Linked DNA regions of Mus musculus: all the other regions are linked to region 2. A link is a loop called in an ENCODE intact Hi-C map of the cell type or tissue named here. Cell type or tissue: heart. All regions are shown on one strand. Each heading gives the region's core, and the rest is flanking DNA. Links, peaks and the distances in the headings are about the cores only.

Region 1 (11,244 bases), core at 1,987-9,986, 380 kb after region 2:
CTTAAAACTGTTTTTGAATCATTTAAAATGTAGTAATACACACACGGTGGCATGTGCCTATAATTCCAGTACAAGGAGGCAGAGGCAGGAGGATTACAACTTGGAGACTAGCCTGGCCTACACAGTGAGACTTTCTCTCAAAAAACCCAAATCCAAACCATCACTGTCAGCTCACAGCACACAGTGTCAAGTGAACGGGAGAGCATTTTCTTACTAGCGTTATTCCTGAACCTATGACAGACAGGTCAATTCCTGCCACCTTAATGGCAGGGAAATGGATGAGAGTTTATTCAACCCACCTAAGGTTACAAGTAGCCACTATGTAGCTAGACCCTAGACACTTCAATTTAAGCACTGCTACCAGGTACAGAGCTACATTACACTTGAGCTTTGGAATGGCAGGACTGGTTTGGGCCTTTGGTTATATAGATCAGGCTATCTAAGGCCTAGAGAAGCAGAGGGACAAATTGTTGCAGTAATTTGGGGTAAGAAAAGACAGTGTTCTGGGCGACACTGATAGAGATGTAGACTAAGAACAGTAGACACGGATTGGGGAGGTATTTACAAATGGGTGCTTCCTTGAATAGTGCTCCACTTGCTTGGTGAATGATTTTCACAGAAATGAAAGAAACTGAAGTCATGATTTTTAAATGCTATCTAAATCTAGCTGGAAAAATGTACTGTCTTTTAATATAAATAGCCATTGTTTAAAATGATGGATCCTATTATTATATCTGATTTGCTGATTAATTCAAAGTGAAGTGCACATTTCTTTTTCAAGTATAAATGTTAGTTGAAGTATTTCTGCTTAAAAAAAAAAAAATTCCGAATTCATCACAATCAAAGGCCAGGGATCTCTCCCAGGTAACTAACTCAAGTTCCAGATTCCTTGCACTCAAGTTCCTTTGGCTCCTGGGGAGCAGCCATCCTTTAGAACCAGAGCGGTTGATGGCCTGAGGCAAGCCTCTTAATTCCCAGTACCTAATTAACTCACTCTCGAAACCCGGCCCACTCCTGCACCAAGCCCCTCCCACTCGCCCGCCCACCTAAGACTCCTCCTACTCTATTCGCGCGCGAAGCACAGCTCCACCCACTCCCCCCGCCTTGCTCCTGGAAGCTCGGTCCACCCTACCGGCCGCTCGCGAAGCTCCACCCACCTCACCCGCCCGCGAAGCTCCGCCCCCTCCTGCCCGTACCCCAACACCTTCCCTTCTTCTGTCGCTTCTCCCTCTCCCTGCCCCTACGGATGCCTTCCATTGGCTAAGACGGCTAAACCGCGCGGGGATGCAGCAGCGCCACACTCTGATTGGCTAATGACTAAGCCGGACCCTTTGTCATTGGTTGATACGAGAAACCAGCAAGAGTGGCTGTGCAGCGGGCGTGCGGCCGCTGCTTTGTTGCCGGAGGGGGCGGCGTTGGAAGTTGCAGGCTTGCGGGGCCGGCGTTCTCAGGGAGAGGAGTCACGCCGCTGTTATCTTTCGTCCGGTAGTCTTCGGCCAGTCCCCGCCAGACAGTAGCCATGAGCGGCGGCGTGTACGGCGGAGGTGAGTGAGCGCAGCGGCGCCTCGGGGCGTGCGGACCGGAACGACCGGCCTGGTCCCTAGTCGCTTCCGTTTCCCTCCGGTCCTCGGCGGGCCCTTCCGGTCTTTGGACGGTGCTTCCGGTCCCCGTATGGGCCACGGCCTCTCCTTCTCTTCGGACCCGGGCCGGCGCGCAATAGGTTTCCGGCTTGTCCCGTCGCTGCTCCGAGATGGCCTCAAGGAAGGGCCTTGGCGCGTCTTACCGGCTGGGCTCTGATGGCAGTCCCTGGCACGCCGGGTCCCTCACTGTACCGGTTCCGCCGCGCGTTGGTCCCGGGCAGCTCGCGGAGGTTCCGGGCCCCCGGGGTTGGCACTGGGTGCGAGTGGCGCCCGGTGTTGCGGCTGCTGCTCTGGGTCCTTCAGCAGCCACTACAGCCTGGACATCGTTCCAGGCGTGCTCGGTCCCCAGATGAGCGGATCCCTGAGGTACAGGCTGCAGTTCTCCTGTCCGGCTGGGCGGGAGCCTTTTCTAGATCGGCGATAACGAAAACAAGGCTTCTAAGTACTGTTTTGTTTAAGAGTAGTTACCTAGTTAGAGACTCTCCTCTAGGGGGGATGTTGACAGGAGATGGTGCTGCCATCCCTCACGTTAACGAAGAAAAAAATATTGGCAAGAGTTAAACAACCAGCTCAAAGTTTAAAGACTCGTTGTAAATTGGGAGCAAATTGCTTCTGGGATGAGGCAGGGGTATTCCTTTCTCTGCCGTGTACAGGTAACACGCACCCATCAAGAGTTAAATAGTATCCTCACACTAACAAATCTATATCTGCATTGAGTCAGTAGATCTGTGCCCACTCATTTTAACTGCTGTGTAGGGTTTTCTGAGAATAAACTATAGTAGTTTCTCTAGGAACGGTAGTCTTTTCCCTGGCAAGAAGTGTGACAGTAATAATTACCGTTAGCTAATATTTATCGGCTTATTGTTTGTCAGCACTGTAAGTGCTTTATACATTAAAACATTCAAGGCATTTAGTCATCCTATCCTATGAGGTAAGTATTAAATACATTTTTCGGATTAAACTGTAGCAGAGAAGTTAGTAAATTACCCATCTCACATAGTGTATTAGTCATTTTTCAGTTGCTGTGATTAAAAAAAAAAAAAAAACCAAGAAACAAAAAAACAAAATCAGCTTCTAGAAGAAAGAGTTTACTTTAGCTTATGATTCCAGAGAGGTAAGAGTCCAGTTTGAGAGAGGTATGGCAGCTAACAGCAGGCATGATGGTGGGGCAGGAATCTGGGCTCACGTGTCCAACCTCAAGCATGAAGCAGCTGGAAATAGTGGGGGCTTTAAACTCAAAGCCTGTCCCCCAGTGACAGCTTCCTACATCAAGGCCCACATCTTCTAAACCTCCATAAACAGCACCACCAACTGGGGCCCAGATGTTTAAATATCAGCGTCTATAGGAGACATTTTCATTCAAACAGTTGCATATGCATCTCCTTTTAAACTAGGAATTTCTCCAAACTGGGTATGTCTAAACTAAATAGCTCTGTGATTCTCTTTGGGTGCCTCTTTGTAACTAGCACCAAACTGGGTAGATTGGGCATAGATTGGCTTTAACTAGAGAAACAGAAGAACTTTTAAGGCCTTAGCATTTGAGTAATGTAGGTAAGTAGGATTAGTGTTTTAAATTTTGAGGGGGACCCCATTGAAAAACCAGTACTGAGAAACCCAAGTGCATTATCCTAGGAGGCCTGCTGTTTGGGGTGAAGTATTTGGAAAATATACATGGAGGCTTTTCTCTAAATTAGACTGAAAAAGATTGCCAGCTTTTTTCTTACCACTAAACTGTCTCCTAAAGTCTGGAATGTGTAACTTAAATGATACGTTCATTAAATGCTTTTTACTTGGCCTGTATAAATTACACTCTAATTTCCATGCTGTGCAGTTTTCATATTTTGCTGTGTTTCTTCATTTCATGAAACAAAACATAATTCCCCATAATTGATGAAATTGTACTAGGATGTATTCGGTGGTTTTTATTTTTCTTTCCTTTGTTTGTTTGTTTGATTTGTTTTGTGCCACCAGATTCCCTTGCTGTCATTTATACACATCTTGTGCCTGTAGAGATGGCCTCTGGGCTTTCTCAGCCTCTGGTTTCAGCTTTGAACTTTGATTTGGTGATGGTAGGGTAACTATACTTTTTGCCTGTGCTTTTTGTTTTAGTATAATCGTTAAAAGCTGGTGTTCCCCACCCAAGTTAAAATGCCCCAATTTGGATGCTGCATTATAGAGTCTTCCTGGGATTGCAATCTGAGCTTGGCCCTCCCTCCCTGAATAGGCAGCTTAGCTCTGCATCATTCAGCTGTTACCACAGCTCTCAGCAGAAACCTTCTAGGTTCTGGGAACAGTTTCTTCTTGTTTCCTCAGTTTAAGGATTATGAGGGCAGTCCTTTGTTCATCCTTCTGTACCTGGACTATAGAAGTTTATAATTAGTTCCTTTAGTAAGGAAACTACTACCTGCTGTCAGTGTACCATGGCTTTCCTGATTAAACCTCCATTGATAAAACAGTATGACTTGCCATATTTTAATTAAATACATCTTGAAGGTGCATTTAATACTAGGTTCATGCCAGACATGGTGGTGCATAGTTTTAATCCACTTGAGAGTCAGAGACAGGATCTTTGTGAGTTCTGTGACACGTAAGATCACAGAGACACCCTGTCTTGAAACAACAATGGTAAACACTAGATTCTAGCTAATCATGTGTGAATGTAATGGATTTTTACAAAGTTTTAAATTTTCATTTTATATACATAAAATATGTCCTTTTCTTTGTTGAGACAAGAGTTTCTCTGTGTAGTTCTGGCTGTCCCAGAATTAGCTATGTAGACCAGTTTGGCCTAGAACTCAGAGATCTGTCTGCCTCTGCCTCCCTTATTGGGATTAAAGGCATATGCAATTCTATTTTTAATCTCTTCAGTAATTCTCTTTTAATCTCTTCAGATGAAGTTGGCGCTCTTGTTTTTGACATTGGATCGTACACAGTGAGGGCTGGCTATGCTGGCGAGGACTGCCCTAAGGTAAGAACAATGATATGAATGAATTACTTGGGTAGGCAAGAGTCATCTGTGCAAAATTAAATTCAAGCAGAACCTCAAAGCAAAACTGAAGGTAGACACTGGAAACAGCCCCTCCCGAGAGCAGCTGATCCTTCCCGCCATATTTTAACGTCCCAGGTTGATTTCCCCACGGCTATCGGTGTGGTGCTGGAGAGAGATGACGGAAGTACAATGATGGAGATTGATGGTGACAAAGGCAAGCAGGGCGGGCCCACCTACTACATAGACACCAATGCCCTCCGCGTGCCCAGGGAGAACATGGAGGCCATCTCACCACTCAAGAATGGCATGGGTATGAATTAGCTGTAAACCGCAATGTCTTGCAAGATGAACAAGTGTTTGTTTGTTTGTTTTAACTCTATAAAGTAATATTTTGGATAATGAGAATACAAAAATGTATAAGAAGTGTTTCTTTCCCTTAAACTTAATCAGGAGAGTTTGGTGTATGCACAGAAAACTGTATGCTGGGCACATGGTTAAGAGCGATGTGGGTGTGGTCAGGAAACAATGGGATCAGAGATTTCATAAAGGAGGTAGCTGCGGAGTCTTAGCCATGGATAGGAATTCAACTGGCCAGCAAGGCTGAGAAAATCAGAAAAACACCAGCTTGTGTAATGAGATGGGAGTTGTGAGGGAACTATCTTTGAAATGCTTTACAGATGTGGCTGCGGCATTGTTTGTGTTAGGTCACTTGCAGGAAAGGTAGGCAGAGAATGCGGTCTTCCTCTGGAGCATGCTGAAATAGTCACTGAAAGCTGGCCTGTGGGAATTATGTAAGGCTCAGTGTGCTCTGTCATCTTTGCCACTCTGAAAGACTTGCTGACAGTACGTAGAATCTGCTGGAGGGATGCACTGTAGACAGGACAGTAATAAAAGAGGAGAAGGTTTCTGATGAGAATGAGAGCAGAAGTTCTGAAGTGGCTTTTGAGGATCCAGGCGGCAGGCTGCACTAGGAGATTGAGGAGGTAGAAAGGACAGGAGAAGTAAGGTTGCCTAGAGTTTTGGTTTAGGTAATGAATCAATGGTAATATTCACTAAAATCAGAATTAAAAGGGAGGCAGGCAGAAATGTCATTGTCTCTGGATAAAATTCTGAGGTAAACTATTCATAGGAGGACTCATGTGACCACACTGACGACACATGAGGACAGCATCCAAGGAAAAGGGAAAGGGGATGAAATCGAGGGGAGACCCAGGTCTTCTCTGTGGATGGTATACAGTGTGCTTCTGCCTCAGCTGCACAATGTAACCGTGCATGGATTGTCTACCAAGGAGTTCAGCAGCGACTCTGTAAGGCTTTGATTGAGGGCCGGTCACATAGGACCACCTCTGCCTGTCATACATCAAAGGTGTAGAAACACAGGACAGAAGCAGTGATCACCATAAGCCACACCAGTGCAGGGGACTGTAGACTAGTTGAGTGCCTCGCCAGTGCAGGGTCAGGTTTGCTGTGCCCTCCACATAGCAAGTGAGTGTGTGGGACATTGGTTATGATCTAGTTTGCAGGTCAACTAAGTCATGGGGAAACATTGAAGGTGTGGAACTGCACTGTGTGACCCAGAGAGGTCGTGGAACTTGTAAGAGGCTTTCTGTGGGAAACTTGCCCAGTATATTTAACCAGTTGAGATGAGTGCTCAGGAAGGAGAATGACAGCCTTAAATTAGGGGCGGGGAAAATTCAAGAGAAGTTTAAGACTCAGAGTCAAGTCGAGGCCAGTGTTCTCAGAGGTGGGTTGAGATTTCCCCCAAGGGAGGCATTGGTCCCAGCTACTGGTGAAGTCCACAGACTTAAAAAAAAATCATATGGGTCTGTGGGGAAAACATTTGTAAACCATTGAAATCAGTAGTACCAAGTACGGTCAAAGGTCACATTTAATTGGTAATACTAATTGTCCAGTGGAAGTGTCACCAGTTAACTAGTGACTCATGAGCGGGTTGAGGGGATGCCAGCTTTTGTTATGTTTTTTTGAGACAAGGCCCAGCTCTGTAGTCCTGGCTGGCCCTGAGTTCATGGAGAACTGCCCGTTTCTGCCTCCCAAGTACTGTGTGCTGGGATTAGAGATGTGCAATGTCATGTCTAGCTACTCTATAGATTTTTTTTTTTTAAATTCCTTTAAATCCTTATTTTTCTAACACATAGTATGTTTTTGCTTTTTGTTTTCTTCCTAGCTCTAGATATAATTGTGTCTAGCCTGTGAGCTGCTTTCCGCTGTCCTCTTTCCTGTTCTGATCACCCAAATGGCCTCTAGCAAGAACTAGGTGTCTGTTAAGTACCCCATTTATATTTGGGGTACCTGTTAAGTACTCCATTTATATTTGAGGTAGATCTGAGAGGCCTGCCTATAAGAACCAAAACTAGGTTCTATATGCAGAGTACAGTACTGGCCTGTTTTGTAAAGTGCTGTGTTACACAGTAGATTCAGTATATTGAGATACTAACTGGAAGTCATAGGAGCAGTCTTTTTGTCTTAGATGGTGCTTGCTCATTCATTCATCAGCTAAGCCTCGTTTCACGCTCTGACTCTTATGTTCTAGTTGAAGACTGGGATAGTTTCCAGGCCATTTTGGATCATACATACAAGATGCATGTCAAATCCGAAGCCAGCCTGCATCCTGTTCTCATGTCGGAAGCACCGGTGAGACCACTTTCTCTTCTAGTTTCACTAGTGTATGTTCTTTTTCTTCCTTCACTTTCTGCTCATTCGAAGATTTTCTTTTTCTTTTTTAGAAAAAAATACACTTATTTATTAATTTATCATGTGTGTATATACACACACATAGGTGCTCGCTCATGTGCCAGGCACACATGTAGAGGTCAGACAACAGCTGGAGGGTATCACTTCTCTCCACCGTGTGGATCCCAGGCTCTAACTAAGGTTGTCAGGATTGGGGACAAAACAGGCTTTACCTGCTGAGACACCTTGCTGGCTCTCTGTTTTCTTTTAAAGAGTCATCAAAATTTACATTTTGAGTTTGTAAATTTGAGGAAAGATTAATTTTGATTATGGTTATAACATTATTTCAGCAAACAAATAATTGGCTTTGTGTGTACCACACACCGAGCTTTCCTTGGTGTGTGTAAGACATTAGAGGAAGAAGTGCTTTCTAGCTTTTTACAAGTGGGATGCCTGGGTGTTTGAAAATTCACATTTAGGATTTTGGTTATTAGATTTAATATTTAAGAATATTTTTGTTTGTAGAATCTTCATTTTCTTGTGATTTGGAAAGTCTTTATTTCTAGGACTCATAGCAGCTAACAGTTTTACCTGTTGAATTATAGAGTTTAATTTATGATTTTTTAAAAAGAGGAACTTAACTGACTGACTTTCTTTCTTTCTCTTTCTCTTTGCCAATATGGCTCTGTAATGTATGAAATGAGTCACTGCTTTAATTACTGTTCAGTGGATAACCCGGGTCCTTCCTCCCTTCTCTAGTGGAACACCAGGGCGAAGAGAGAGAAACTGACAGAGTTGATGTTTGAGCACTACAGCATCCCTGCATTCTTCCTTTGCAAAACTGCAGTTTTGACGGCGTATCCTTAAACTATAAGACAGCTTTTCTCAGTGTGTGTAAGACATTAGAGGAAGAAGTGTTTTCTAGCTTTTTACCTGAGTTTTTTAGGCATTTCCCTACTCCCCACCCCGTTTGAATCATTGTATGCAGTGTTGGGTTTGGGTTTCATAAAGACAGTCTCCTTCAGGTGTATCCCTTCTCCTTCAAGAAGTATATCCAATATCTCCTTCAAATCGGCGACCATATTCACCCACTTCCTCTGCTTAGATTCATCTGCCCCTCTTTGCTGCCTCCCACTCTGCCTTGCAGCTTTGTGGTGGGGCTGGGGTTGAGGGCAGCGCACATGTGCCAGTGCCTGTGTTCTTAGTATCTGAGGGGTTCTTAGATTTGCAGAGACACCGTGCATGCAGTGTTTGCTTCCGTGTCACTGATCTGATCTGCAGTGTCTGAGTAGGCGGCATTATTTCACTCCTTCTGGCTAAGCGGAACAACAGCGTGCACCGCATTCTCTCCAGAAGTCGATGACCCTGTCTGGGCTGACTTTGGGACTTGGCTGTTCGAGCGGTGCCGTGACGAGCAAGGTGTGCAGGCATCTGCTAGCTGTGCTGACTTCCTTTGTTTGGCATAGATTTAGCAGGCCTGACTGGATCCTGAGTCGTGACTTTAATTTTTTGAGGATCCTCTTTACAGATTTCATAGTAGCTGGACTGATTTCCATTACCACTAGCAGTGAGGTCTCCTTTCTCAGTGGCTTCTGTTAATCCGTCCTTTTGCGAACAGACAATCTGATTAGGGTGAGATGAAATTTCATTGTGGTTTTAATTTGTATTTTCATGATAGCTTTAAAGGTGTGAAGCCTTTTTTCACATTTATTGACCATTGGCCATCTTTTAAGAGCAATGTATTCATTTCACTGGGCTATATTATTGATTAGGTTGCTTTTCTTTCTGGTCTAATTTTCTGAGTTAAGTAAGTATTCTAGATAGTAAACCTTTGTCCGATGTGCAGCTAGCAGATTCTTGCGTTTCTGTAGGTCACTGGCACTTGTGAAATCTTTTTAAAGTCATTCTGTGTTGAATCAGCATGGTTCTCCATAGTCCTTCTCTGCCCTACTGTGGGGCTCTGTTGTGTAGTTGTGAGCTCACCATGTTCTCGTGTATCTTGTATTTCCTGCTTGCTCCTGCTCCATCCACATCCTTCCCCAGATTGCTGTTGGGGGCACCTGGGGGTCAGGAATAGGTTGGGTGTTTTTTTTCTATGTCTTTGCAGGATATCCCAAGCTTTTCTTTTTGCAGATAAACTGAACTCTGTTTTTGTAAACAAGATACAGAGATGGCTCGGCGTGTATCTTCTGCGTTAGTGGCAACTTTGTTGTGCCTTCTCCCCACCCATTTCTCTATACTTTACCTCTTCTGAAATGTTAGTGGGTACCAGGCTCGGGACATCGTAAATGCTCAGCAAGTAGTCGAGCCGCCAGTGAAAAGCTCAGTTCATACAGGGCTGTGTCATGCCGCTGAGGCCCAGTTCATACAGGCCTGTAGCTGCCGCTGAGGCCCAGTTCATACAGGGCTGTAGCATGCCGCTGAGGCCCAGTTCATACAGGCCTGTAGCTGCCGCTGAGGCCCAGTTCATACAGGCCTGTAGCTGCCGCTGAGGCTCAGTTCATACAGGCCTGTATCATGCCGCTGAGGCTCAGTTCATACAGGCCTGTAGCTGCTGCTGAGGCCCAGTTCATACAGGGCTGTAGCTGCTGCTGAGGCCCAGTTCATACAGGCCTGTATCATGCCGCTGAGGCCTAGTTCATACAGGCCTGTAGCTGCCGCTGAGGCCCAGTTCATACAGGGCTGTAGCTGCCGCTGAGGCCCAGTTCATATAGGGCTGTAGCTGCCGCTGAGGCCCAGTTCATACAGGCCTGTAGCTGCCGCTGAGGCCCAGTTCATACAGGGCTGTAGCTGCTGCTGAGGCCCAGTTCATACAGGCCTGTATCATGCCGCTGAGGCCCAGTTCATACAGGCCTGTATCATGCCGCTGAGGCCCAGTTCATACAGGCCTGTATCATGCCGCTGAGGGGAGTGGGAGCTGCTCTTTCACCAGCTGCTGAGTCCACCTCGAGTTGCTTGTTGGGGTGCACTGGGGTAGGGCAGGGGCTGCCACCCAGCTGCCATACCTGCAGGGCTCCTCCAGAATTCTCCACCCAGGTGTCATAGCCTCTTGCTGTTCTTGTCTGGTTTTTGTAAATGTTGTTAAAAATGTTTCAATTTATTGTAAGCCTTTTGATCAGTTGTGGAGGTTTACAATATGTTCGTTTTAAGCAGCTTAATTAAAGAAGAAACCATTCTGGGAGTCCTGCCTGTGCAAGTTCTTTTCAAGACTTTTCAATTATTTACACCAGTTTTTATCTCTAGACATGCTTTTACACATGTAAATGATAACGTCTGTTTAATAAACTGACTTAAGCATGACAAGAGCCAGCCTTTCTTAATCAGTACTATCCTAGGAGCTTCGATACTTCATTTTCCTTAATGCTTTAAACCAGATTTGCTAATGGTCGTTCTACTGGGCTGATTTTGGACAGTGGAGCTACCCACACCACTGCGATTCCAGTCCACGATGGCTATGTTCTTCAACAAGGTAACTGCTTAATGAGGGCACAAGGTGACTTTCCCGGTCTTGACATAGATAGTGAAGACAGACCAGGAATTCTATTGGAGCACATCCATTTCCAAGTAATACGTTTCAAATGCATGGCTTTGCTCTTTAAAATGATAGCTTACTTAATCTACTAAAAGAAACTTATTCCTGTGTAAATATATTCACAGTTCCAAGGAATTGAGACTTTGGGCTCCTTCAGCCTTGTTTGATTTGGTTCTCAGGCATTGTGAAATCCCCTCTGGCTGGAGACTTCATTACCATGCAGTGCAGAGAACTCTTCCAGGAAATGAACATAGAACTCATTCCTCCTTACATGATTGCATCAAAAGTAAGCAGCACGTGACGTTCCTTGGTGAGACCTGCCTTTGCCTCCTCTCCTGGCTCGTGAAGTCTCTTAGCATGTGCTCTTGGTGTTCTCAGGAGGCTGTTCGAGA
Region 2 (11,244 bases), core at 1,919-9,918:
ATTAGGGCTGGCTTACAGTTTTAGAGGTTCAGTCCATCATCGTCATAACAGGAAGCATGGCAACATGAAGACAGACATGGTACTGGAGGAGCCAAGAGTTCTACATCTTGATCCAAAGGCAGAAGACTTTTTCTTCCTCACTGGGCAGAACTTGAGCATAGAACCTCCAAGCCCACCCCACAGTGACATATTCTGCCAACAAGGCCACACCTATTTGAACAAGGTCATAGCTCCTAATGGTATCTTTCCCTGTTGGCCAAGCATTCAAACACATGAATCTATGGGGGGGGGGGGTCAAACCTATTCAAACCACTACACTCCCTATAAGCAAATTCAAACCTTATAAGTAAAGCCAGGATTTGTGAAGAGAATTCCATTAAATCCAATGACACACACACTATAGCCATGTCAGTCACCCTAAATCTTGGGCTGTATTAGAATTACCTAAGGTGCTTACAACAGTCCCTAGACACCCAGGGACATGGTGGAGTAAGAAGTTCCTGAGGAAAACTTCTCTGCTTTGCTTCAAGTCTCCAGGTAATTCCAATTGCTACTAAGTGTGGGAACAACTGCTCTAACTTTAATATGACCACAAGTCACCTGGGGTCTTCAATAAAGACAGGTTCTAATTCCACAAGTCTACAGTGAGACCTGGGGCCAGTATGTAAGTTCCAAAGCACTGGAGTAAGTTTCTAGATTCCTCATACAAGCCTGTAGGAAAGAGGCAGCTAGAGAGATAGATCAACAGTTAAGAACACTTGCTGCTCTTCCAGACAGCCTAACTTCTCCAGGAAACCTGATGCCCTCTTCTGGCCTCCTAGGGTACCCACAAACATTACTAACAAACAAACACACACACACACACACACACACACACACACACACACATACACACACACACAGCAAGTCTTTAAAGAAAGAATAAAAGAGATTCTTATCTGTGTCTCAGTTGATGGAGGACTGGCCTAACATGCTGAGCCCTCGTCTGACCCCCAACACCAGGCATGGTAGCACACCCCTATGATCCCCACACTTAGAAGTAAAGGCAGGAAGATCATGAGTTCAGGGTTTTCCACTGTTATATAGGAAGTTTGAGGACAGCCCGGGCTACATAAGATCCTCCTGTCTTAAAGAAGATCATTTAAAAAGAGAAAAATAATTTATCATAGATGTGTTGAAGTATTTGCTATGAGGAAATACTGAATGGCCCCTGTGTGCCTACTGGCAGAGGAAAAATTATAGTGTGTTCAATAAATCACATGGAAATAAGGCAAATAACAACACTCAACAGACTACATATCATTAGTCTATAGGTACTGAAAGAAACACCGAACTCAAGAATATAAGTCGAACTGTGAAGGAAAGGATGAGCCTCTTCTGAAATGGAAACTTCTAGTTTCTGTGGAATTAGTTATGTCAACTGATGTTTTGCTGGGGCACACAGGTAGAAGGCTGTCTTGCTAAAGCAGACACGTGAAAGAATGTTTTTCTAAAGTAGTCACGGGTAAATGGATGTTTTCCTGGAGCAGACATGTGAAAAAATGTTTTCCTCACGCAGACACAGGTGAAAGGATGCTTTGATCCAGCAAACACGGGAAAGGACCTGTGATGAAGGAGTATGAATATGACCCCACAGCCAGTGGGAGATGAGCACTAAGCTTTGCTTTGGTTTCCTCCACCTCTCTATTCTTCACTAACAACACACATGTATTGGATTACCTTACAAAATGTTGTTGAACTCAACTTGTGGCTCAACTCATGGCTCAACTCGTGCCATTGAGAGAAACTCACCCAAGGACTGTTTGTAAGATTCCTCTAGCAGCTTGTCACTTGCAGCAGTCTTGCCTCAGGCCAGGTGGCAAGCCTTGCAGTTTCTTCAGGATTGAACTACAGTTGCTGGGTTTGTGCCTGGTGTCACCTGCAGAAAGGACTGGACTGCAGCAGATGGTTCATGTGTGGTATCTGCCTGCCCGAGAGGACTGGTCTGCAGCTGCTGAGTTGTATTTGGTGTTTGCTACAAGACTGAACTGCTGACCAAAAAGACTGAGCTCGCCTCAAAAGAACTATTGCTGACCAGATCCAATTTCCCATCTCCTAATAACGTTTCCCTTCCACTACCTCTGCTGGGTGGTAGGCTAGAGGAGAGGTTGAACTCTTATTAAGAGTAGGTTGCAAAAATTTATGTTTACACTCTTCTAAATCTGTTTTCTTTGAAAATAGAACAAAATAAAGCAGTCTTAAGAGAGGGCTGAGCTCTCTGTGCTATGGGAAGACAGGTCTACTTGATTATCCTATACAATCTGCATGCATTGAATGCATTTTAATTCTTCATTTATGTGGGGCCGTGGGTGTGGGGGGGAGGGGGAGGGGGAGAGAACCCACGTCCTGCTAGAGTTCCGATGCTCTGGGCAGGTGGACACAGGAGGACTGCGCACACTTTCCATGCTGTGTTAAGCCACTGACCCCACATGTCAGGTGGTGGACAAGGGGCAGCCCAACTCCCAGGTTCTTGGTCTCTGGCATCCCACACTGGATACGGCAGAGGAGCTGAGAACAGAATAGGGGCCCTGGGGATGAAGGGAGGAGAGGGCAGGTGGCGCTGGATGGTTCCCATCGGTGAGAGTCCTTGGTCAGGTCCATGGCTGGAGCACAGGATGGCCTTCTGGCAGGTTAGACTCGGCTCATTAGGAGAAAGCCCATCCCATCATTCAAGCATGGCAGGCCTTGATGATCAAAGATGGTCGATGGTTTTAGAGCTTTATTGTAGAAAGACAGGGAGAAAGGAGAGAAGGTAGAAAGAGAGAGGCTGGCCATGGCCACGTGGAGAGAGGGGGTAAAGGATAAAGAGAAGGAGGGCTAGAGAATAAGAAAGGTGAGAGCTTAAGAGAGCGAGGAGGGGCCAAGCAGCCCCTCTTATAGTGGGCTGGGCTATCTTGTAGTTGCCAGGTAACTGTAGGGGGGGGAGGGGAGCATACCTGGCTATAGTCAGGTAACTGTGGGGGTGGAGTCTAGCCAGAATGTCAGAAGCTTGGGACATTACCTGACTGGTAGTCACAGAATTATGGACAGGCACCTGATTCTGGGAATGTGGCTCCACTTTCCATCCCTAGTAGATTTCTCTATTGGGTCACCTGAGCAAGCCCTATTCAACCAAAATAGGCTGCCTATCACAGTCCCACAGACTTATATATACCTTCATACACTCATATGCTTAGAACTGTCATTTATAATAGCCAAGGGTAAACAGAAGGAACCAAAATGCCCACTGATGGATGATGGGTAAGCTCTATGTACCTCTACATGCAACGGAGTACTATGAAGGCAATTTTGGCATGTAGTCCAGTGCTGAGAGAACCTTATGCTTAGAGAAGTAAGACGAATAAGGCAGGGAGCGACAGACTTCCCCTGCTGTAAGACTCCTCAGGTAGTCAGCTTCATAAGCTCAGAGGGCAGAATGGTGGCCACCAGGCCCTGGGGAGGGGAAAACGGAAGGTCGTGCTTGATGACGTTTCAGACTGGGCAGATGAGAACCACTGAGGGGCGGGATGGTGGTCATGGCTACACAACAAAGTAAGCGGATCTGATGCCACCTTAAAAATGATTACAGCAACCCATTCTTTTATGCACGAGTTACTCACTTAAGTCCTTAACTTTAAAAGTCAGAATAATTCCCCAAACTAAAAAAATGGGTTATCATGTAAGAGAATACACACTCAAAGGTCAAGCCACACTGCTGGCTGTTTGTCATGACACACTGGTGTCACCAAAAAGGGCAAACAGACCAGCTCCAGAAACTAAAGAACTAGAGTAACTGACAGCTCAAGGGATGGGAAAACAGCTTAAGGGATGGGAAAACAGAGTGAGTTCAGGATCTAGCTTGTCAAAAAGATAAAAGAGAAAGTCATTTTTAAGATACTCCTCTAAATGACCTACAGTACAAAGGAAGGGATGGAAGGAACTCTCGACCAGGCCGGCCTCGAGACAGTGAGCACTGGGCATTAGCACCAGCCTTTTCCAAATGTCCTGTCTCCTGAGCTGCAACTCACTGTACAGAAACTATTCTGCCCCTGCCCCAAACACATCACATTCAGGAAAAGCTTAGAGCTTCAAACTTGGTTTTTATGCTGTCCCAGTGACTCACTCTCACACGCTGTGCCTTTATTTCATTGTTTTTCTCACTTCCCCAGTCTTTTTTTTTTTTTTTTTTTTTTTTGAGGATCTAATTCCTTGCTCCCGGTGTAGAGACTTGCACTTACGATCACTTCATTCTCAGGTCTGTTCTTCTTGTCCACATGCAGCAAAATGTGGAGTGAGGGGGTTGTCTGGTTTGGTTTTTAAATAAAACAGGCATTCTGAAAGAACTGTATTTGTTTAAAATAAAATAGGCATTCGCCACAATAATTACTCTAGCAGCTTTATCAAGGGAAACATTCACCAATAGTTATTGAAGACACTATGTCTGAATTTTCAAATGAACCTATGTTTTGCTGCACTTACCAGTAAAACGCATATCCTCCACATTTTCTTAAACCTAAATCCTGACTTTAAGCTCCTCACAATGGCTAGATGCAAGCTTTGAAGAGTCCACACGGTGGCGCTAAATACCTATGGGCCAAGTCTATAACCCAGTGAACTGTTATGAAAATCAGAGCAAAGGAGCCTCTGGCAAACAAGGATTAGATAATGAAGCTAATATGAAAGCCATCTTGTTCTTGTCTGGAGGGAAGGCTGCCGTCCAAAATACATTTGAAGTTCTAATTACATACCTAAAAACCCAAATGGCAAGCCTAACTTACCAGCTTCTCTCTCTTCCAAAGGCAGGTCTACCTCTGGTCGCAGAGGTAGATTCCAGGGCCAGGTACATTCCAGGGCCAAGTACACATCTCATGTATGTTAGGGGGTTACACGTGTGTTAGACACATTTATATTAAGATTTTTTGTCTCGGTCCTATTAACACTCTCATTGCACTGCAATAAACTGTCTTCATTTCTAAGTTCTCAATAGTTTGAGTATCCCACAAATAGGATAAATTTTTGTGCCCTGAGCTCAAAAGACAAGTCTTAAAGCTCTTCACAAACACTGGGTGCGGCCTTCACACTCTCCTATCAGGTCACCAGTGGCCTGGGAATGTCCGGTGTGGTCTTACAGGCAGCTGTGAGGCATAGGCTGGGGCATGACCTTGGACTGAGGGCCAAGGTCCCCATCTGGGAAAACCTAGAGCAAGGAAACCTGCAAGGCTCCTGGGACTTAGGCACCTCTGATGGCCCTCCTCATCCCATCTTAAAACTTACAACCTACTTTTCAAACAGACATTTAAATTCAAAGCATGATGCATGCACTCCACAGCACTCCAAAGACTCTGTGAGGACTGCATTCCAGTGACTATGTCCATAACCCCATTTCATAGGTGGAATGCCCAAGAGATGAGTGAGCGTCTGCTCTCTGATGTGTTTCTTTCCAGGAGCAGGAGTTGTCATTCTTCTGGGTTCATTCTCTCAGAATTTGAAGAGAACATAAATATCAGAAGGTATCACAAAACAGAATACACCCCGGTCCCAGGTTAGCTGGGAAGGAAGAGTCGGAGGTGGATGGGTAGCTAGGCCAACTCCACAGCAAGTCCTCAAATTCAGTATTCTAAGCCTTGGAAAGCACACAGTAGACCACATACCGCTGTGAACTGGGAGCGCACATCCCACCTGAAGTATGGGGATGACAGCTGGGTGCTAATCACTGATGCTAACTTCCTCCCGACTCAGAACCGAACGCTTTTGAGACAAGACTCAGAAACTGTTTTATTGAACTGAACACAAAAAGCCCGTTACAATGTCATCAAGCCTTTATCAGAAATCAGTACATACATGAGAATACACAGCCAAGATGAGCCAACGTAAGTGGTCTAAGCTTAAATAACATTCAGACTTCTGTATTTATTAGGCTGAAGGAAATAAAAACCAAAAGAGCAATTTCAATTTCACAATTCACAGTTGATTGGTTTGAATCCTGTGACGTCAGTCAGCTCTGTAGCCCCAGAACATAGACTGGCCCACTGCCCGGTGGCCTGCTCAGACACTCAACGGCCAAGTGACAAGTGGGGAGCGTGATATGACACAGCCCCACTTTCCGGTTTGGACTGGCATTTCTTAGCTGCGTTCTTTCTAGTGAAACAGCAAAAGCACATTTTCGGTTTGCCACACTGATCACGTGAAAGGTTCACATTCTCTCGGCTTCCTGCTTCACTTCTAACTTAAGACAATAACTGAATTAAAACGCACCCTTGACACTGAAAGCAAGATCAGCTTTGCTTCTGGATCAAGAGCACATACCCCAGAGAGGACATGTATGTCTCAGCAGACAGCTGGGATGCTTGACAGAGTAGCCTGGCATACCCAATAAGGCATTTCGAAGGCAACACACAAAACCCATGCCAGGTCACTACAGTTGACTGGGGGTGGGGGGTGGGGGGCCACAGGTGAGCAGAGTCAACGTGAGACTTACAAAGTGACACACTGGCTTACAGAACCTTTGGTGGGTGATCAGATACTGAAAGAAGGCAGAACAACGACCAGCCACGTCCAGGAGGGTTTGCTCCCGAGAGGGCTTTGCCCTGCCTAAGACAGTATCGCTCACCCTGACTTATGGAGTCATTTCTTAAAACCAACAAAAAAAGCATCAGGTAGAGAGTGCATGAGAGGGGTCAGTGATGGAGAACACCATTTTCACGAAGGGGTGGGGGGAGGGGGGGTCACGTGACCACTTACGTAGCCAGAGTGGTCATAAAAGCCATTTAAAGACAAAAACAATCAGACAGACCCTGCATGAGTTGGTGCTCAACAGTGCAGTGAGATTTTAGCAATTGCTTTGGACTCAATTAGAACTACAATTTATATAGCTTGGCATGGTGGTACATGCCTGTAATCCCAGCACCAGGAGGTGGAGGCAGGAGGATCGGGGGAGTTCAAGGTCAGCCTTGGCTACATAGTAGAAGTGACTCACCTGAGCTACATGGAACATCACAAAAACAACAAATACCCACAGGAATATCTCTGTGTTAAGAGAACTGTGAAATGTCTAAAACTAAAATTCTAGTTGGTAAAAAATAAACACAGTCCTTCTAAGGGCACAAAAGGAAGTGTTCGGTTACACTGGAAGCCTAAGATTACAACTTAAATGCACTCAGGTTGGATTGTGATTTGGTTCTCCCCATCCAACCTATCCAACCTGAGCAAACCCCTTCAGCTCTGCAGCGCTGGCCACAGGAGGCGGGCAGAGGATGGAGGCAGACCGCAGTTCTCTCCGACATGACTGGAGGGAGGCTGTAGACTGCCTAAGGCTTGCCCAGCCCTCAGTAGACAGTACTGTTGTCTCAGAGTTTAATCCTGCTATGTACAGGCATAGGAGGCGAGTGGTTACAGCGCCTGGGAGTTCACAGCAAGTCCTGTCGGGAACGTAACGTTTGTGGGCCACGTAACCTGGTACGGACTTGTTGGAAACCCTAAGCACACTCAAGAACAGAAACAAGGAAGACTGCTATCCACAGGAGAGTACAGAGACTGCTTACTGCCTCAGGTTATGACCTACACATGCTGTCTTCCTAAGACATTAACATGTGAATATTAAATCCTAGTGTATGACACCCATGGTAGGGACGCTGTCTGAAATGTATAGAGCCATCTGTCCTGATGGGCAGACAGAAGAACACAGCGATGGGCTCATGGGAGTCGTGAGGAAACCCGAGTAGGGAAATGTCAACAGTAGGAGATAGAGTTAGGTGTGCTCCAAAATGTTTTCCACTTTGACAAATGTCCAAAATTCTTCATAATGAAATTCTGAGGCAAATGTTACTATTTCTACATGAAAATTGGTTTAATCGTATGTTCAGAAGGTTGTAGAGACCGCAGGAAATTTAATATTTTCAGCTAATCGAAGGAAGGAAACTGTCATTTTCAAAGGCCTCCAACTTGCTTAAAAAGGTCCCTCTATCCACGCAGAGACGAAGTACAACACCACCCAGAGCTACAGTCTGTTTGTATACATAATTCTCTCCACTCTACAGAAGAACCAAGCCGGAGCGCGGTCACTGTAGGACGTTTGCTTCCACATCAGCATCTCAAGCTCTGAGTCCTCAGTGGCATCAAACACAGGCACAGAGATGACTACTGCCAGCCTCAGCAGCCAGGCTCCCACCCAGAGTGCACACTTCACCCAAAAGCAAATTGAGATTGCACTAGGAAATGGAGAGAGGGAGGCAGACACAGAGCAGAATTCACAAGGACCGTTGATATTTCAAGCTATTTAATGAACAGTGGTTAATGGCAGTAAATCCTGTCTTCTCTACCCTCTGTGAAATGCTAACACTTGCTAAAGGCACTCATATTCTGGGTTTAACGGACACAAGGTCACATGGGACCATAAGCCAGGACTTTTTTTTTTTGGTAGCTACAGAGAAAGGGCGTTCACAAAGAGTCCCTATTGATAATGGAAGGAAACACCACACAGCTATCCATATAAATGTCTCATGAGAAGCTATTTACACAGCTAGTGTTCACTCAGCTACACTGACACGGCAGCTCACAGGAGACTCGCCCAAACAGAACCCAAAAGCAACAAAGCATTTTTTTCCCTAATCAAATATAAAACTCCTAACAAAGGTTTAAGGGGTAGGGAGCAAGGTAGAATTTTTTTTCAAACACCTGTTCAAATATCTACATTAAACTTCTGCATCCAACAAAAATGTTTCCCCATTTCTAAAGACACTCCACCACTTGGGTACACAGTCCACCAATTTCTCTGGTAAATTCCTTCGGCCCAAGTTCTGCCATTTACACAACATTCCAAACCTGCTATTCTTGAGCCTCTCTGCAAAGAAAGCACTACGAGGAAGTCACTTGTCTGCCCTTGGGCTGCCATTGCTCACACTCCCTGGAAACACAGGCTGGGACAGTTCCAAGTCCCGCTGTTAACTCTTAGATCCTGTCTACACAGGAAGACGTAATCAGGTACATGTATGTACGTTTAATGGTTTTCTCCTATTGGGATTGCAAGGTTGTAGACCGAGGGCTACACAAAGCTCTGTAGGCAGCTCTGTGGGGTAAGGTGGGAGAGTCACCTCAGCAGATCACAGGCTCTCAGCCACCACGGTCCTTCATCCATTTCCAGGGCTTCAAACCTCCTCACTAATTCTTTAAGCCCATGGCAAACTAAAAAGGAATATGAGGGGGAGCTTTTTATCAAGGCAAATAGTGTGGAAAAACTGTGGAAAATGCAGAATTCAGTTGGTAAGAGGCAAGCAGACAGGCGTAAGACAATAGGCATGCATTTACAAGCGGCAGGACACAGATCAACTCAGACCAGCAAAGTCTCGTCTCAATGTAAAGTCTAAAAGGTCAAAGCACACAGGGATTTAGCTGAACTTCAAAAGCTAATGCCCTCTGAAGGCATGTGGGATGCAGACCATCTGACTGAAACCAGACTCTTCCTGAAGCCTGGGCTCTGGGTGTTCTGACTGGCTTCATCATGAAGCAGAGAGCCACCGGGCGGTGGTGGCACACGCCTTTAATCCCAGCACTTGGGAAGCAGAGGCAGGCGGATTTCTGAGTTGGAGGCCAGCCTGGTCTACAAAGTGAGTTCCAGGACAGCCAAAGCTATACAGAGAAACCCTGTCTCAAACAAACAAAAAAACAAAACAAACAAACAAAAAAAAACCCAAAAAACAAACAAAAAAAGAAGCAGCAGCAGAGAGCCACAAGAACAGACTTCAATGCTACAAATAATTGATGACACTGAAATCTCCTTAATTTTGGACTAAGGTCTCCATTTGTCTACACTCTGTCCATCCATGACTGTAACACACCATAATATACAGGCTTCCTGGGGGACGGGGGTCCAATCCTACAGCAAAATGAAGCCAACAGGTAGCTCGCCTGACTGACTCTGATGCCGCCATAGCTTGATCGGACAAGGAAGGGACACTGTCCAGACAGCATTCGCTTAGTGAGAAACTGCACCGTGCAGTTCTGATGGCCTCTGCCCTACCCACCGAATACAAGTAAAGACAACAGAGCCTCAGCCAGGGAACTTCCAAGTGCTTCGGAAACCCACAGCACCTCTATCAATGACCATAGCAGCTACTTAAAGACTTGCAGAGTTCAGAAACAAACCGAGTTCTCACAGGTAGCCTGGCACTGGAGTGTCATAAAACCAACGCATCACTCTCTCTAGTGCAAAGAAATACAGAAGTGACACTATAAATCTAACGTTTCACTCTAAAAGAAACCACGCCTACACGTCCCTAACATCCATTAAGGGCACTGGGAGACTAGAAACCTGAATTCACAAGGCTTGAGAACACACCAAGCCCTTAAGTCCACTGTTTTCTGTATATACAGGAGGGGGGTATTTGGGGGCCGGGGAGAAACATCCTTTGACTTGATTCCCAGAGGGAAAAAACTCAAAGCACATGAATATCACTTTTATAAAATGTAACTCCATACCCAGAATCTTTCAATGGTATCTGAGATAAAAATGAGGTGAAATTCTCTCTGGGCTATCATGTAAAAGGGGGGGGGTTTGGGGGGGGAGGGTATGTATCTTCAGACACATACAGAGAGACACACAGACGCATACCCTGCAGAGAACAGATGAGACAGTTAAACAATCACAGAACCAAGTGGCCAGCAGTATATTTAAGTCTAACGAAGAATTATATTTTGCAGCAAAATGAGCAACCAAATGGCTAACAAGATACACCCTAAGTCGCCTTAAACTGACCAGCTCTGTAGATGGCCGCAGGAGGGGTTCCTGGTGTGAGGAGTTGCGAATGGAGATCAAGTCTGAGGCTAACACTGCTCTGTCTTCTGTTTCTGAAGGGGAAATACTTAGCCACATAGCTCTACCGTTCCAGAAGCCAGCAATCACAAAATTAACCTTTAATTATGGGTCTCGACTACTCTAAAGCAGCAATGGAGAGAGAAGAGGCAGCTGAGCATTTCCTCCCTCTCCATCTGCCCGGAGAATTCTCAGGTGACTGAGTAATGAAATATGTATTTGTTATAGTGCAAAATCCTGCTTGCCCTAAGCCTTCTGCAGACGCACGCTTGCTTCCCTAAGGAGCACGGGCATGCTGGTCTTACACATGTGAAGGAAAAAGGACAAAGGACACACAGTGAACACAAGTTCACATATAACACTCCATCAGTCTGTCTAGACATACACTATGGCTTTTTATTTAAAAAATAAGAATCCCA
Region 3 (8,000 bases), core at 1-8,000, 120 kb after region 2:
ATTTTTCCTTATGAAAGAAACAATCCTGCTGCTCCTTGAGACGCTGGTGCATTTTTTTTTTCTTTATTACACTGCACTTGTGATTGTGGGGTGGGGCTCTCTTATGACACAGTATGCATGGAGAGACTGGAGGACAGTCTTGAGGAGTCAGCTCCCCTTTCACTGTCTACACACATCATCAGGCTCGGTGGAAAGCACCTTTACCCATTGGCTAGCTCACCGGCTCCCTACACTGGTGCATCTAACCGAAGGAGTTATAGTCCATAATCTATAGAGAATCTGTGAAGCACGGATCTCGTCCAGTAAGCTCATGAAGTTCACAGAGGTGAACTGTTGGAGTGCCTGAAGAGCAGAGTCGCAGAGATGTAATTGTTCTTACCTCTCAGCTCACCTTTATCCTCCATTTGAATCCTTCATCTTTACCATTTTATCTGTATCTGAGTAGATACGAAATAAATGTACAACCAGAGCCTTCAACACAAGTTTGGGTGTTCATGTAGGCTAGTAGTAATAAGAAACTTAGAAGTTGATTCTGATGCATGATGGGAATAAGATGTTAGTCCTTCACATGTCGCCATGGTCTTTATTATCTCCCCAACAGACACTACTGCGTAACTATTCCTGAAATCCTACCCAAATTGCTTCTGTCTGTCAAGTGGAATTCCAGAGACGAAGTGGCCCAGGTGAGATTATTTAGAGACTCTTGTGCAGTACCCATGGGTTGATTAAATCAACTCTCAGAAAATCCGCATCAATTTAGAGGAAGAATAAGACTAAATTATTATGATAATTAAGAAAATGCCAGTCATAATCATTTTCATATGTAAAACTAATAGAATTTAAAAATATAAAGCAAATTAAGATAATTCATTTAAGCTAAGTTTAAATAAGATGTTAAAAACAGTGTTTTAGACTTTCACATACCATTTATTCTTTTTTTTTTTTTTCCCCTTCACCCCACGATTTACTCTTATTCTCTGTTCGCAGATGTACTGCTTAGTAAAAGATTGGCCTCCAATCAAACCAGAGCAAGCCATGGAACTCCTGGACTGTAACTATCCAGATCCTATGGTTCGGAGTTTTGCTGTTCGGTGCTTAGAAAAATATTTAACAGATGACAAACTTTCTCAGTACCTCATTCAACTTGTACAGGTAAGATACCAGAAACTGAAATGCTTTGTTCCACCTCTGTACAGCTTATCAAAGTAGCAGCATTAGTTTTATGCTTTTTAAAAATCCATTTATTACTTTATGTATAGAATTTTTTTTCTTTAAGTTCAGCCATAGAGAAATGGACCTGATTCATCTGAATTTTTGTCGCTTTTCTTCTGATTCCTCAGGTCTTAAAATATGAACAGTATTTGGATAACCTGCTTGTGAGATTTTTACTCAAGAAAGCATTGACAAATCAAAGGATTGGCCATTTTTTCTTTTGGCATTTAAAGTAAGTCAGATTATTTCCCTAGTAAGTGCATGCGTCTTGCTGCTGCTGCTGCGTCTGTCTGGAAAGCTGCTCTATGCTGCAGGCCTGTTGCACAGTTCTTTTTTTGGAATTAAATGACCAACATAAGTCAGAACTAAATTCTGCGTGGTTAGTACAAATATTTTTGAAGGATTTGCTTCTATTTTGAGCCAAGTAAAATTTGCCAGATGCAAATTAATGCTGTGGTAGGTTTCACTGTGTACGTAGATGACATTGTCCCAAAATAAAAGTCTATCTAGGAATTCAGAGTGATGATGCCAAATTACCAGGTTTCTTGTGAGAAAATAAGCTAAGGTAGGAGAATCCCAACTACCAGCCCAGCCTGTGCTTCATAGAGAGATGCTGCTGCTGCTGCTGCTGCTGCTGCGTGTGTGTGTGTGTGTGTGTGTGTGTGTGTGTGTGTGTGTCTGTGTGTGTGTGTGTCTGTGTGTCTCTGTGTGTGTGTGTGTGTCTGTGTCTGTGTGTGTGTGTGTGTGTGTGTGTGTTGGGGGGATGAACAACTTTTGGAAGTGTGCTATAGTACTCAAAGTTGTCACAAACTACCTAGAGTACAAGAAATTTAGAAACAGGTTTGTGTCTAGTGTAGCTTTGTTTTTTGTACTTTTTTCCTGTTAAAGTAGGTATTTAGAGAAGCTATGTTTAAAATAAATGTAGAGGCAGTTGGGAAAATGTAAACATGCTTGCAGGAGACTTGGAAAACTCAATTAGCTTTTTACCTGCTTCAGTTTACTTTATTATTCTCCTTTTCTACTTGCTCCTTTTGTATTTTACATTGAGATTAATGAATTAAAAGTAGCTAAAATAAAGCCTAAATCAGTAGAATACCTAGTTTGTTATTAAATTTACACCTCCCTACCTGAAACACTTGGTTATTTTCTTCTAAATTGGTCGGTTTTAAACGTTTGTGTTATTGATTAAAACATGTATTGGACTAGGAAAAGGGTTTTTCTATCTTTTGAGAAAGCATATATGCTAATTTAAGACTAGATTAAGATCAATACCTGAATTAGAATAAAAACCAAGCTCACTGCCTGGCTCCATGTATTTGCTATTCTGTATATGCTCTTGATCAAGATTACAGTTTTGTCTTATCTAGACACTTAAAAAACAAACAAACAAAACTACTTGTAGGGCTGGAGAAGACAGCTCAGGGATTAGAGCTCTCCCAGAGGACCTGAGCTGAATTCCCAGTACTCACATGACAGCTCACAACAGTCTAGCATTCTTTTCTGGCCTCCACAGGTACTGAATGTACATGGTGCACAGGCAGAAATGCAGGCAAATACCCATATGCATAAAACAAAAATAGAAAGACTGCGTATACACAGATAAATTTTGCCTATTCTTTTAGATCTGAGATGCACAATAAGACTGTCAGTCAGAGGTTTGGCCTGCTATTGGAGTCCTACTGCCGTGCCTGTGGGATGTATCTGAAGCACCTGAACAGACAAGTAGAGGCCATGGAGAAGCTCATCAACCTAACGGACATCCTTAAGCAGGAGAAGAAGGATGAGACACAAAAGGTGTGTGAGCGGCTCTCCCATTGCTTCTGGAGACTTCCCTTGAAGTTGGAGCACAGTGCACACGTAGAGTGTAGTTCTTACAGTTTGGATTTGAGTTCTACTGCCTGCCAGTTGTGTTGTAGATATATTATGTGGGCTCCTAGGACTCATTTTCTTCAACTGTAAAATAAAAACAATACTTTAAACATAGTGCTTGTGAGAAAGAAGCTAATCACGTGACAGGCAAAGCACTTGTCACCTCCTTTGAGCATGCCCACTGTGTGCTCTTTTACATGGCTGTAAGTGATGTAATTAATAATGTTGGTCATGATTCCAAAAATAAGGAGCAGTGAATTTAACTGGCCTCGGTGCACCTGTCACACTCAGGTCCTCGGGACCTCCCACCCTCTTCTCTCACTACTGCCAACTGAAAAGCAAGCGTAGCCTCCCCTCGGTGAAATAGCAGAATCCATTCACCAACTCATTCCCAATACCCAAAGAACATAAATTAGTATTACAGAATCAGTTTTTTCCCAACATCTATGTTAATAATACTGAAAAGAAAAACAACTATTTTAAAGTTGGTGCATTCAAGCTAAAAGAAAGTTACTGTATTAATTTAGAGGCCTTAAAATATGTGACTGAGTTGACTCTTTGAAAGTGCAGCATATAAACTCAAATAGAGATTATTAGAAAATATGTAAAAGTGGCCAGAGCATAGCTGTTGCTGGTACATGAATGGCAAGCACAAGGTCAGCCCCAGCAGCACACCAACCAGGCTGTGGTGTAGTGTCTTCTGTGGTACATGTGCGTGAGTAAAGAAACGAGTGTAAAAAGACAGATCAGAAGGAATTGTGCTTTTCCTGATGTGATGAACCTGGGCAACAGGGCACTGCTTTGAAACTTAAAGAAAAAAAATACTTCTATCTCAGGAGCTTTGAAAAGATAATTTCTTAAGCATGTATTCTGTGCTCAAGTTTGCGTATTAGATAATGACTCTTCTACAGTGGCTTCATTAAAAAAGAGGGGTTCATGACTCAACTCACTGGCAGCCTGAATGAGATTATGGTGAGGACCTGAAGTCACACTTGGTTCCTGTAGATAGCTTTGTGTCTATACTAGAGTATGGATGGCCCTGTGCTAACATTGGAGGCAAACAGAGATCTCAGTCTTTTTACCTTTACTCAAAAGTCTGCTAGTGAGAATTTCTAGCTGTTCACTTAATAGAGAGAAGTGGGGAACCTCACTCCAGATTTTAGGGGGAGAACTGCGCGTTACTACCGGAACCTCTTTTGTTCCATCACATTTTTTATTTTCAATAAATGAACATTTCCTTTAAGTATGTCCGATACTGCTTGATAGTTCTGAATAGATGGATAGATCTATACAGTATAAAGTGCATGGAGTGTGAGGTTCTCTACAGCAAATGCTTTTCTAGATTTTTCCATCCTCACTCTTTTTTACCTAACTGTGAATGTTTGAAGTTCTCTAACAGAGCCTAGAAGAGAGAATACTAAGCTGAAATCTAAAGTAGACCGGTCTTTTCCTTGTGCTCAGATAAGGACCAGCAGACCTTCTCAGTGCAGTGCCAGGGGCCAGGGCTTGACTCTTTCAGACCACATAAAACTTAGCTGTGAAAGCAACCAGTATACAAGTGGCAGGGCAAGGTTTTAATGCACATTCATTTATGAAAACCATGGCTGGTCAGCAAGAAGTACTTGAGAAACTTGGCTTAGAGTCACGTCATCCAACAGAGCTTGCCTTCTGGAACCGTGATCCCACCCTGACTCTCCCCAATAATACTGCTGCAGTCATGGACTTCCCAGGCAGCAGAGTTGGCCTGGCCTAGGGCAGAGAAGCACAGAGCACTGCTGCAGTCCCAGTGTCAAAGGAAGCAGCAGCTACTTTCCCCTTATGAACTGCACTTCTCATTCGGGCTGTGCTTTGTTATCAGGTACAGATGAAGTTTTTGGTTGAACAGATGAGACAGCCAGACTTCATGGATGCTTTGCAGGGTTTTCTGTCCCCTCTGAATCCTGCTCACCAACTAGGAAACCTCAGGTAAGGTTAAGGCCCCTTGTTGATATGTTTCAGTAAGTATTTTTCCATATAAGTCTTAACAAAAATCCAACCCTCCAATTCTTATAAGACAGCAATAGTAAAATAGCCTTAAACTACAGCTACATTTATTTAGTTTCTGCTACTTTGATAATAGTTTAAATCTTTCTATGGTTATAAATTCTGATATCAGGGACAAGAAGTTGGAAATGGTCTATATAAAACGAATTATGTATTCTTAGATTGGCTGGAAATTTATATAAACATTTTTAAGATTAATGTTTATTGGTTTTTAAAATTTTTTAAGTCTTATAAAACTTGAAAAGGTTATATTGTGTATGAATTTTAAGTAAGCCCAAAGACCAAGAGTGTAAAAAGTTAAAGTGCCTGGTAAAGTCTTAAACTCTTTTACAGGCTTGAAGAGTGTCGAATTATGTCCTCTGCAAAAAGGCCACTGTGGTTGAATTGGGAGAACCCAGACATCATGTCAGAGCTACTGTTTCAGAACAATGAGATCATCTTTAAAAATGGCGACGGTGAGGAGAGCACAGTGAGCTCATGCTGGGTGCACGCTGCTGTCTTTGTACACAAGATGTTTGTGAACCATGGCAACCGTTTAACCGTTAGGGAGTGCAGCACGCACGACATCTAGAATGCTTTACAGTGTGTCTGTGGAGACGTCTGGGGAACTGGGGTATTATGCTTTAATATCTGGAGATACTAAAGGTCTGCAGAGAGTAGGCATATGCAGACACTCCTCAGCTCCCCTATCTGCCCTGAAGGCAGACCCTCCTGCTATAAGGAAGTCACTTGTTCTGAGTCTTAGCAACCGGGTGAGATAACTGAAGGCTGACTCCTAGAATTCTGAGTCGAGTACTCCTTTCCATCCCCCTGGGAGTGTTCATAAGTTAGGAAAGCAAAAATAGCAAGTCTCTGCCCTTATTCATTCCTGGGTCAGACTGTGAATTAAATTGACAGAAGCCAGACTAGCAGGAGAAAAAAAAAGTGTGTGTGTGTGTGTGTGTGTGTGTGTGTGTGTGTGTGTGTGTGTGTGTGTCTGTGTGTGTCTGTGTGTGTCTGTGTGTATGTGTGTGTGTATGTGTGTATGTGTGTGTCTGTGTGTGTGTGTGTCTCTGTGTGTGTGTGTGTGTGTCTGTGTCTGTGTGTGTGTGTGTCTGTGTGTGTGTGTGTGCTTAAGAATTCACCCAGAATATGAGACTCCAAAGAAAGACCAAAGCTGGTCCATTCTCCTTAGCTACACTGGGGCTGAGGAAAGCTGACATTACAGGAGGGGAATGGTCAGAACTACATGAGTAAAGGTGGTCTTGACACTACACTGAAGCAATCTCTCCATCAGAGTTGTTTGAGCTGGACACAGAGACATGCAACTGTAGTCACAGCACTTGGGAAATGAAGGCAGGAAGCTACATAGCATATTGAAGGACAGCCTAGGCTACGTGAGATTCTGTTTCAAAGAGTATCATCTCAGAGAAGTCTTTAAATAGGTGACAGTCAAAACCTGATCTCAACCTCCAGTTGACTGTCAGCCTGGTATCAGCCTTCCCCAAGTGAGCTAAAATGTGATCTCCTTCCGAATCGGGAGCCTTGGAATCCTTGCCTGCCTTGGCTTACTTCCTGTATGCAAGGGTGGTTTGTATAGCATCCAAAATATCTGTGTGCTGGATCCTAGGACTATGGCAGAGCCTGCCCTCTATAGCTTAAAGTTTGGACAAAGACTTTTCAGCAGCTAATTCCAAAAGTGAAAGAACCATGAGACAGAGTGCAATCTTCTGAGAAACTAGGGCATTTATGTGGAGAACGGGCTACAGGAAGAGGGGCTCACCAGTGGCTTGTGAGAAGAACAAATGAGAAAACAGTGAGTGCTGTTGGCCCCAGGATTGCCTTATAACCAAATTTAGACTTCATTCTTCATAAAGGTAAATATTTTAAATAGACTTGGAACTTTTTGAAATATCTTGTTACCAAGATGATTGTGCAAATATTTTAGAACTGGATTAAAAAATTAAAGCGCTGCTGTCTTATGAGTTATCTTGAACATTGAATACAGTTCTTTATTTTCATCTGAAAACAATGGTGCTAAGTGGTGGTGTATATACTTGAATTTCAGACTTACGGCAAGATATGTTAACCCTTCAGATCATCCGAATCATGGAGAACATCTGGCAAAACCAAGGCCTTGACCTTCGGTAGGCATGGGTTGAAAATTATCTTAAGAGAATTAACTAAAATCTTAATGGAAAAGCCTCTGAAGGCCTATATTAAAAATGTTTATAAAACAAACAAAAACAGACAGTAGTGACTAGGAGGAGGCACTCTTGGCTGCCTTGTGCTTTTTCTCTTGCATGACCCAATAGCTGAAGAGACTCGTCTAAGTGAAAAGAACTGTCTTGTGAGTGTCTTAAGGTCGCCCATCCCTGGAGTATCACCATTAGGATTAGAACAGACCCAGGAGTTAGGAAGCACTTGCTGTTCTTGCAGAAGAGCAGAGCTTGTTTGGGAGTTGGAACCACATTGATTGATTCTAACCCCAGGGAATCCAGCACCCTCTTTGGATCCCCACAGATACCCACACGTATTTATGCATACACACTTACATACATTCATACACACAAATTTAAAAATATTTTTCAGAAGTAAGTTTCATCATAGAAATTCAGTAATCCTAAAGCTATCTTTTATCAATTTTTAGCAAAGCAACTGAAGTTTTTATCAGTTTCTCCCCCCCACCACCTTTTTTGTGACCATCTGTATTCTCTCCCCCTAACTTTGCAGAATGTTCTATGCTCTCATAGTCCTTGCTTCTAGTGCTTTTGAAACCTCAAAGCCCACACCTGGTAACACACCTCCTCCAACAAGGCCACACTTCCTATTCCTTCCCAAATAGTTCATCAATAGGGATTAAGTATGCAAATACATGAGCCTCTAGGGACCATCTT

What was found. Hi-C counts contacts between places; a loop is a spot of excess contacts. Peaks named below come from ENCODE experiments on the same cell type or tissue, not always from the same donor. Only the 100,000 strongest peaks of a DNase experiment are listed, where the experiment ranks them.
Region 1: it touches region 2 in a loop (3-fold over the local background); 7 of 42 quality-filtered maps call a loop at or near these places.
Region 3: a loop joins it to region 2, with 2.0 times the contacts of the local background. A loop is called at or near these places in 7 of 42 quality-filtered maps.

What each region holds. Positions count from the first base shown.
Region 1 is chr3:32,707,337-32,718,580 of GRCm38, forward strand. It overlaps Actl6a (actin-like 6A), which reads left to right and starts at 1,210. Exons shown (of 14, transcript NM_019673.2): 1 at 1,210-1,544; 2 at 4,532-4,608; 3 at 4,765-4,939; 4 at 7,181-7,281; 5 at 8,080-8,177; 6 at 10,695-10,789; 7 at 11,032-11,138; 8 at 11,231-11,244. The coding sequence starts at 1,520. In heart, for the core only: no CTCF peak of the experiment used is centred there; no DNase peak of the experiment used is centred there; H3K4me3 peaks cover 618 bases; H3K27ac peaks cover 478 bases.
Region 2 is chr3:32,329,025-32,340,268 of GRCm38, forward strand. Zmat3 (zinc finger matrin type 3) reads right to left here. Exons shown (of 6, transcript NM_009517.2): 6 at 5,768-11,244. Among named protein-coding and RNA genes, the nearest start is that of Gm42201, 8.3 kb to the left of the region's middle. In heart, for the core only: no CTCF peak of the experiment used is centred there; a DNase peak (open chromatin) is centred at 6,087; H3K27ac peaks cover 410 bases.
Region 3 is chr3:32,448,922-32,456,921 of GRCm38, forward strand. Pik3ca (phosphatidylinositol-4,5-bisphosphate 3-kinase catalytic subunit alpha) reads left to right here. Exons shown (of 21, transcript NM_008839.3): 11 at 602-683; 12 at 988-1,152; 13 at 1,341-1,444; 14 at 2,835-3,006; 15 at 4,940-5,046; 16 at 5,458-5,579; 17 at 7,172-7,250. Among named protein-coding and RNA genes, the nearest start is that of Kcnmb3, 39 kb to the right of the region's middle. In heart, for the core only: no CTCF peak of the experiment used is centred there; no DNase peak of the experiment used is centred there; H3K27ac peaks cover 295 bases.